Linked DNA regions of Homo sapiens: region 2 is linked to region 1. A link is an interaction called in ENCODE POLR2A ChIA-PET data of the cell type or tissue named here. Cell type or tissue: CD4-positive, alpha-beta T cell. All regions are shown on one strand.

What was found. Peaks named below come from ENCODE experiments on the same cell type or tissue, not always from the same donor. Only the 100,000 strongest peaks of a DNase experiment are listed, where the experiment ranks them.
Region 2: POLR2A ChIA-PET joins it to region 1 with 168 read pairs; 24 of 35 experiments call an interaction of 5 or more read pairs at or near these places.

What each region holds. Positions count from the first base shown.
Region 1 is chr5:42,949,679-42,953,678 of GRCh38, forward strand. It overlaps LOC105374745 (a long non-coding RNA gene), which reads left to right and starts at 1,211. Exons shown (of 3, transcript XR_925964.3): 1 at 1,211-4,000. RefSeq lists enhancers at 745-1,944, 989-1,283, 1,045-1,104, 1,081-1,603, 1,081-1,225 and 2 more, a cis regulatory region at 1,148-1,158 and a silencer at 1,395-1,494. In CD4-positive, alpha-beta T cell, CTCF peaks have their summits at 3,030 and 3,277; DNase peaks (open chromatin) are centred at 293, 1,153, 1,733 and 2,563; H3K4me3 peaks cover 3,670 bases; H3K27ac peaks cover 3,101 bases.
Region 2 is chr5:43,006,758-43,010,757 of GRCh38, forward strand. No RefSeq gene overlaps it. Among named protein-coding and RNA genes, the nearest start is that of FLJ32255, 15 kb to the left of the region's middle. RefSeq lists enhancers at 572-1,424, 910-959, 3,428-3,928 and a silencer at 1,400-1,489. In CD4-positive, alpha-beta T cell, no CTCF peak of the experiment used is centred here; DNase peaks (open chromatin) are centred at 994, 1,514, 1,964 and 2,684; H3K4me3 peaks cover 3,693 bases; H3K27ac peaks cover 3,643 bases.

The DNA.
Region 1 (4,000 bases):
GTTTAATGTGTTTTAACCCGTTGTAATGTGCTGTGAGAGAAAAAGCCGCAGCTAACGGTGCTATGGAATTACTAGAGAGCACAGAGGCTGGGTGCAGTCACCGGTCTGCACCGTAAAAAGGGGTTCAGGAAGTTCCTACGAGATATTAGCGTTTCTAGGACCCAGAAAGAGACAGCACAGAGAATTTACGGGCCCCGAAAACATGAAACGTCCTGTTGGGCGCTAAGAATTGTGCACCAATTGAGAAAACGCCCAGTGGGCGCTACTGGCAAAAGTGCTGACGCAAAACCGACAGCTCCGCATAAGAAGCGGAGTCGCCAGACAGAACCCGGGACCTGGCAGCAGCAAGTCTGAGACCGAGATCGGCTCCCCGCGTCCTGAGCATGCAAGTCAAGGAGCACGAAGCTGAGACATTTAAAATCAGTAGAAAAAAATACATAACATTTAAATAGAAATACAATTTAAAAATAATAGAAGCCTAAAATGCAAGTAGAAATGAAAGGCAAGCACATCGGTAATGTCGTTCTCAGAGCAAGACACAAAAAGACAATTAAAAAATAAGCAAAAATTGCTGACAACCATTCCTACAAAGAAGAAATTACAAATGTTTGTAATGCAATCCTACGATTAGGATATCCCTATCCGATCTAAACCAGTACATGTTACACCTAAGTCTAAATTTCCTACCAAATTAAATAAATAAATAAATAACAGTCATGGTTAAACCTGTTTAGCTTAGACTATAAAATGGTAGGAAAAAAAGTCGCTTTCGGCGGGACTTGCTATTGTCAACTGGGGCTTGGCAAAACTGAAAAATCCCGTTTGCCTGCATTTCCTGACTTCCAGGGGAGTTTAAAAAACACAGGCCTAGCTAAGGCGGGACCCGCTATTGTGAAACCAAACTTAGTATAAGAGCTCCCAGGCCCTGCTAAACTGGTCATCGCTAAGCAAAAAAAAAAAAAAAAACCGCATTCGCTGGTACCCAGATTTCTACAGGAGTTAAACGTCTCCTGAGCAGCTAAAGCAGAGCTTACTAGTAAGAAACTTGCAATGACTAAGGAACTTGAGGCAGGGCTAACCCGGGGTTGTTAGGATTAGAATTCCGAGGCTACAGGAAACCCGGAATTGCTGAGATGTGAGTCACAGGGTGACTCAGCCTCGTTACGATGAAACAGTAACTTCCTACTACCTAGAAATCGCAGCCAGGGCCAGACCGGTGTTTGTCCTAAGTCGGAACTTGATTGGGCTGAGAAATCACATTGTGACTATTCCACGACTTGAACAAGGGGTAGAAATCGCAGGCACCGCGAAATAGAAACTTCCTAGGACCAAGAAGCCAACGACGCCCGAAACCGTGGGGTCCTGTCACAGAAACCCCAGCAGCGCAGCCACCGGACTGGGTTCTGGAGGCCGAGCCGCAGTCCGTGCGGCGGCGCTGGGAAGAGAAGGCGCCCCGGCAGCTCCCCTGCCACCGGCCCCGAGGAGCGGCTGGCTCCCCCAGCCCAGCGCCGCCGCCGCCCGGTAACTCCAGGCGCAACTGGGCGCAACTGGGGCAGCTGCGACACCGAATCCCTCACATCTGCAACCTGGGTGCTGCGGCCACTGAGAAAATGGAGGCGCAGACCAACGAGCGGTGCCGCGACCGAGAGACCTCGGCTGGCGAAATGGTGGTGCCGGGAGCCTGCGAGTGACGCCAGCCGGCGGGGTTGTCAAGGACAACATTCGTTTTGACGCAGCCAATGGCGCCGTCACCAAGAAACCATCGACTCTGAGAAAAAAGAGAGGTTCGGCCACCGAGAAACTCCGTACGACAAGTGCTGTGGCAGAAAAACCGCCTACTCCGCGCCACAGGCAAAACAGCCAATGGAAACCCCAGGTGCTGCGACCGTGACACCGGCACTAGAGGGTCTCGGATGGAGAAAGCGGCGCACGGAGACCAGGAAACTATGTGTAGCACAACTAGCAGAAAACCGTCTGGTCGGCCATCCGGGAGAAAGCGCGGATCAGAAACAAGCGACTTCGATGCAGGGAACCGCGCAGCCACTGAAGAAAGTGACCCACGTGGCAGTGGTGCCAGCGAAACACTGCAGTTTGGACGGCAGCTGTGGGGATGCCACAGAGAAACATGCACTGCCACTGAAGTACATCCAGCTCCGCGGAGCTAGTGTTCATATGATCAAGAAACCGCCAGTTGGGCTCTGCTAGAAACTTTTAGTCCTCCCTTAACGGCTATCCTACCCACAACAGACAATGCCTTTACCCAGCACCTAGCGGTGCTGAGACCCGCCTGGGCCAGCACAGAGCGCAGAGCAGTACGGGTACGGAGAAACGCCGGACTCAGTGAAACCAGCCTTGCCTCCAGCGGATTCCCCGGCTTCGCCGGACGCCACAGGCAGAGTGCCGCGGGGAAACCTCTGGCTCCCTAAACCGATTAGATTGTGGGAGTGGGGGGGACACTCACAAGTTGTGTGGAAGGGAACCAGCGGCAATGGGACCCGGCGAGCACTTGCCCGCAGCAAATGCCTGCGCTGCTGCAAAAAAAACAACTTTTGGCGCAAAGAATGTTGCGGCCAGAGAGCATCCGCTGTCGCTGACAAAGGAGTAGCAATGGCAATGAGAAACCGCCGGCGCCACGGCCGACCGCGGCGGCTCACGCCTATGATCCTTGCAGTTTGGGAGGCCGAGGTGGGCGCATTACTTGAGATCAGGAGACTAGCCTGGCCAACAAGGTGAAACCCCATCTCTACTAAAATACAAAAGATTAGCCGGTTGTGGTGGCAGGCACCTGTAATCCCAGCTACTCCGGAGGCTGAGGCAGAAGAATCGATTGAACTCAGGAGGCAGAGGTTGCAGTGAGCCAAGATCGCGCCACTGCACTCCAGCCTGGGAGACAGAGTGAGCTCCGTCTCAAAAAAAAGAAAGAAACCGCTGGCGCCGGGAAAGGAGCCGTGCAGCGATGGACCCATGGTGCGCTCCGTGCTACCAAAGTGCTGTGGCCTCTACCCACTCTCGATTCCCAAGGCTGTTTTTCGGGCTTAGGGAAGTCTGTTATATTTTTATTTCTGCTTCTTTCTTTTCTTTCTTTTATTTCTTTCTTTCTTTTTCTTTCTTTCATTCTTTCTTTTTCTTTTTCTTTCTTCTTTCCTTTCTTTCTCTCTTTCCTTTTTTTCTTTTTCTCTTTATTTCTTTTTTCTTTATTTTTTTTTTTAACAGTATCTTGCTCTGTTGCCCAGGCTGGTGCAGTGGCGTGATCACTGCTCAGTGCAGCCTCGCCTTCTTGGGCTCCAGCTATCCTCCCGCCTCAGCCTGTGGAGCAGCTGGGACCACAGGTGCGCGACACCACACCCGACTAATTTTTTGTAGTTTTTGTAGGGTCTCGTTTTGTTGCCTAGGCTGTTCTCGAACTCCTGAGCTCAAGCAGTCCGTCCGCCTGGGCGGACTAATATCACAAAGCGCTAGAATCACAGGCATGAGCCACCGTGCTGGGAGGGAAGTCTGTATTGTTGCTGCGTTCAACCCAGTGCATAGTGCATGAGAAGAGGAGGCAGTTTAGGGGCCCAGAACCAAGCGGATGGGGCTGGTTGCAGGAACAAAGTAAAAACCATTCTGATTGCCAACAGCTGCCTACGCAGGAAACACCCTTCCAACCTCCGTGGCGGGGCTCTCCCAGGCCACCCCTCGGTCCCAGAGTCTCCTCCCCGTCCAGAGCTCTCAGGATCCTACAGAAGGGGCGGACAACTCTTCCCTTCCAAACTGGAAAGTCGGCCTAGGTTTCCGAGGATAATGAAAGGCACAGCGTTTTTTGACCTCGACTTCAGGCCTGACCCCCCACTCTCTCGGTCCCGTACCTCTTCTGCGGGATGTAACTCTGTGGGAACCGCTCCTTTATTCTGATGATTAACTGTCTGATATCCTTGATATTTGGGGATAGTAGATGAAAGAGAGCAGGAGAGAAAAATGGACGGCAAGACTCCAGCTCAGAAGGTGGGAATGATGGCAA
Region 2 (4,000 bases), 57 kb after region 1:
GAGAAAGACAACCAAACGTTGATAAAGAATAGTGAAGGCAAACTTTTTTAAAGAACATGGATAGACATTATTATTATTATTATTATTGAGACGGAGTCTTGCTCTGTTGCCAGGCTGGAGTGCAGTGGCAGGATCTCGGCTCACTGCAGTCCTCCCGGTTCAAGCTATTCTCCTGCCTTAACCTCCCAAGTAGCTCGGACTACAGGCGCGCGCCACCACGCCCGGCTAATTTTTGTACTGTTAGTAGAGACGAGGTTTCACCATGTTGGCCAGGGTGGTCTCGATCTCCTGACCTCGTGATCCACCCTCCTCGGCCTTCCAAAGTGCTGGGATTACAGGTGTGAGCCACCGCACCCGGCCCGGATAGACATTATTGTAAGTGATAATTATTTCCAAAAGGATGATCCAGTAGAAGCGCTAAAATCTCAGGTAATCTAGTCCCCGAAATCCCTGGATAATGCGGCCCGGAGAGTGGGGAGAAGTAAACATCAATTCTTCCCCAGGAGGGAGGAGAAAGCCAAGTGCAGCATCCGCGGACGTGGCACTGCAAAGGACGTCTTTCCTAAATATCCAACCCTCGGGGTTCTTCCTTTGCAGGAGTCTGTTCTTTTTGCCCCGTAGCCGAACCTAGGCAGGCAGCGTGGGGTGGAGTTGGCAAACGTCCTGCAACCCATGAAGAGCCGCTATGGTACCACTAGCGGTTCTAGGACCCAAAAACTAACGAAACTGCTCAGGAGAAGCTGCAGGCTTGACCCACCAGAGGTGCTGCCACCGAGATCAATTCTGCTCGGACGAATGAGCGGTGCTATGACTCAGAAAGTGCCAGTCCGAGGAACCAGGGATACTGGGACATAGTGAAAGGAGTTAGCCAGCTTTAGGGAGACTGTAAGGGAAGGGTCCCCAGAGAACCTCCGACTGGTGTTTTGTGCAGATAAGGGAACTTGCACAAGGGACTTGCCTAAGCATGCCTGCTGCGGATTAAGAGCGCGCATGCGCACTGGGGGAATGGGATGGAGCCACCCGGGATTCTCGCCTTATACAAACAGGGAACCCAGCCTCCTTAGCTTTCATATAAAAGCCTTTGTATTCAGCCGTTAAGGAGCAACCGGCAACCTGCTTTCAGGACCCTTGTTTTTTATGAGAGCTTTCGTTTACGCTTAATAAATTCTACTCCACTCACTCTTCGATATCCGCGTGCCCACTTCCTCCTGATCGTGAGACAAGGACCCGGATATAGCTGAGCTTAGAAGCAAAAATCCTGCATCAATAGCAAATGCGGACACTGAACGACTAGCGGAGTACCCAGCGGCAAACTTTAGTTTTTGGTGCAGTTAAGGTATTGCCACTAAGAAATCGTCGTCTCTGAGAAATATCGAGGCTTGGAAGGTTGTACAGTGCTTCCACCGAGAAAGCACCTACCCAATGAAACGCCTGTGGCAGAAAAACCGAGCCCAAGCCCTTCCAGCGAAAGTGCTGAAAGAGCGCCTCCTCGGCCAATCACTGGGCTGAGACCGTGAGACAGCCAGCCCGGGGAAAGTGGCGGCGCTAGGAGAGGGGAAGCGTTACCACAAAGCACTTCTGAGTCTTGTGAACAAGAAACGTTCTGGGTTGTTTTGTTTTTGAGAAGGAGCCTCGCTCTGTCACCCAGGCTGGAGTTCAGTGGCGCAATCTCGTCTCATTGCAACCTCCGCCACCTGGGTTCAAGCATACTGCCTCAGCCTCCCGAGTAACTGGGATTGCAGGCACGCGCCACCACGGCCAGCTAATTATTGTATTTTTAGTACAGACGGGGTTTCACCCGCTGGCCAGGCTGGTCTCGAACTTCTGACCTCGAGTGATCCACCCGCCTCAGCCTCCCTAAGTGCTAGGATTACAGGCGTGAGCCACAGCGCCCCGCCGAAACGTTCTGTTGTGTTCAGCGCTTCCAGCGGTGCAGCAGCCGAGAAAACACTGAGTCTCCGCTATTGGCGAAAGTGCTGATGCGAAACTGCTGGCTCGACATAGGCACAGAGCCGCGGAAGAGAACCCTAGAGACCAGGCACCAGCTCTGCTCCCCGACTCACGGGAGAAAGCTAGTTAGTAGGAAGCTGAGACATGATACTCAAAATCAGTAGAAGAAATTATGCCACATTTACTCTCCTGGGGAAGGCAGTGGGTAAGAAAAAATAAAATACATAACATTTACATAAAAAATAAAATAAATTTTTAAAGCAAACAGAAATGAAAATAAAATACACCAGTAACCTCGCTCCCAGAAAAAGACACATCAAAAAAAATTTTTTTGAGTATACAAAACATACAAATAACCCTACAAAGAAATTGCAGTGTTGAACGATGCGATCCTACGGCTATATTTGTATTAGCACTAAACCTGTGCCTCTTGCGCCTATTCGAAAATTCCTCGGATTAAGAAGAAACAGCCATGGCTAAACCGGTATTTGCGACACCAAAAAGTTCCTGTAGCCTAGACACCTCAACTTCTGCATGAGTGAAAAATCACAAGCACAGCCAGGGCGAGAATCTCTATTGTGAAATCACACTTGGTATGACTAAAAGATTTCAGGCACTGCTAAATTTTTTTTTTAATTACATTCTCCAGTACCCAGATTTCTACAAGACTTAAAAACCGTACGAACGGCTATAATGGGGGTTCCTATTACAAAACAGGAACTTGCAACGACTACGTAGGCACGGTTAAAGCCAGCATTGTTACAACTAGAAATCGAAACTGGAATAAATCTCAACTTGCTACGCTAAGAAATAGCTAAACCCTGACTTGGTCAGACTAAGAAATCGGGAGTTTGAGAGCAGCCCGGGCAACATGGCGAAACCCCGTCTCTACAAAAAATTCTGGGTGTGGCGATGGGGAGCCTGTAATCCCAGCTGCTGGAAAGACTGAGGCGGGAGAATTACTGGAGGTTGCAGTGAGCCGAGATCGCACCACTGCACTCCAGCCTGGGAGACAAAAATGGACAAACAAACCAACAAACAAAGTTAACATTCTGAATAGGTTTATCAACATAAAGACACTGCTAGCTAACATTGGCTAGCCTCTCTAGATCTGCTAGAGATGTTTGCCTTTCTAGATCTGCTTACCATGCTTCAGTCACCTCTATGTTGCAAGAAGTAACCTGCATGGACTGCACTGGAGAGCTACTTTTGCTCCCAGGATTCTGATTGAGTTTAGGCACTGAAAGACACCAGCTGTTCAGAGATATGGAGTAGACCTTGCTTTGTTCCCCCTGGGCCTCAGTATATTGAATTATTTTACCTGAAGTCAAAATTAGGCTGCACTGCGGCTCCAACAGTTCCAGCAGACACAGGGAGGGCAGCACTGAAAGGGCAACACTTCGTCCTGGACATCTCAAAGTCCAGCCCCCGGTGATCCCGGCAGCCATCCGCCAGACCCTCTGAGGCCACATCTGCCTCACTTCTCAACTGAGCCATCTTCCCAGCATAAACAGCCGCTGCTTCCTCCTCCTCCGCCCTCTCCTCACATCCCCTGTGAATCTGAAGCCTGCAGGCAGGAAAAAGCAGCCCTTTTTCCCTCCAACATCCCCACCCTCACCTCTCAGGAGTAGAGTGTGCTTAGTGCGCCCCCAGCCCTGTCAGTTCTTCCGACTCTTATTCCAACTCGGGAGCCCTCCCAGGCGCCTATCCTAACTGGACCTTAGGGACCTTGAGTCTACTGAAGCCAGGAAGCCCACCCCTTGAAAACCTCCGGTGACTTCACAAGGATACCCAGCCCCTAGTCGGGCAAGAGACCATTCTCTGGGGAAAGAAAATTCTGTGGTGGCTTGTAGGTTCCTCTTTCTTTTCTCTGACCTCTTTTCTCAGTTCTGCTCATTTCACTCCTCTAGTGGGAAGACCTCAACCCTCCTCTCCCTTCCTCTACCCACTGTCAAGGTACACACACACACACACACACACACACACACACACACACAGACACATCCACCTGGGGCTGCTCGACGTTTTCCTCCTCTGTCTTCCCTGGAGT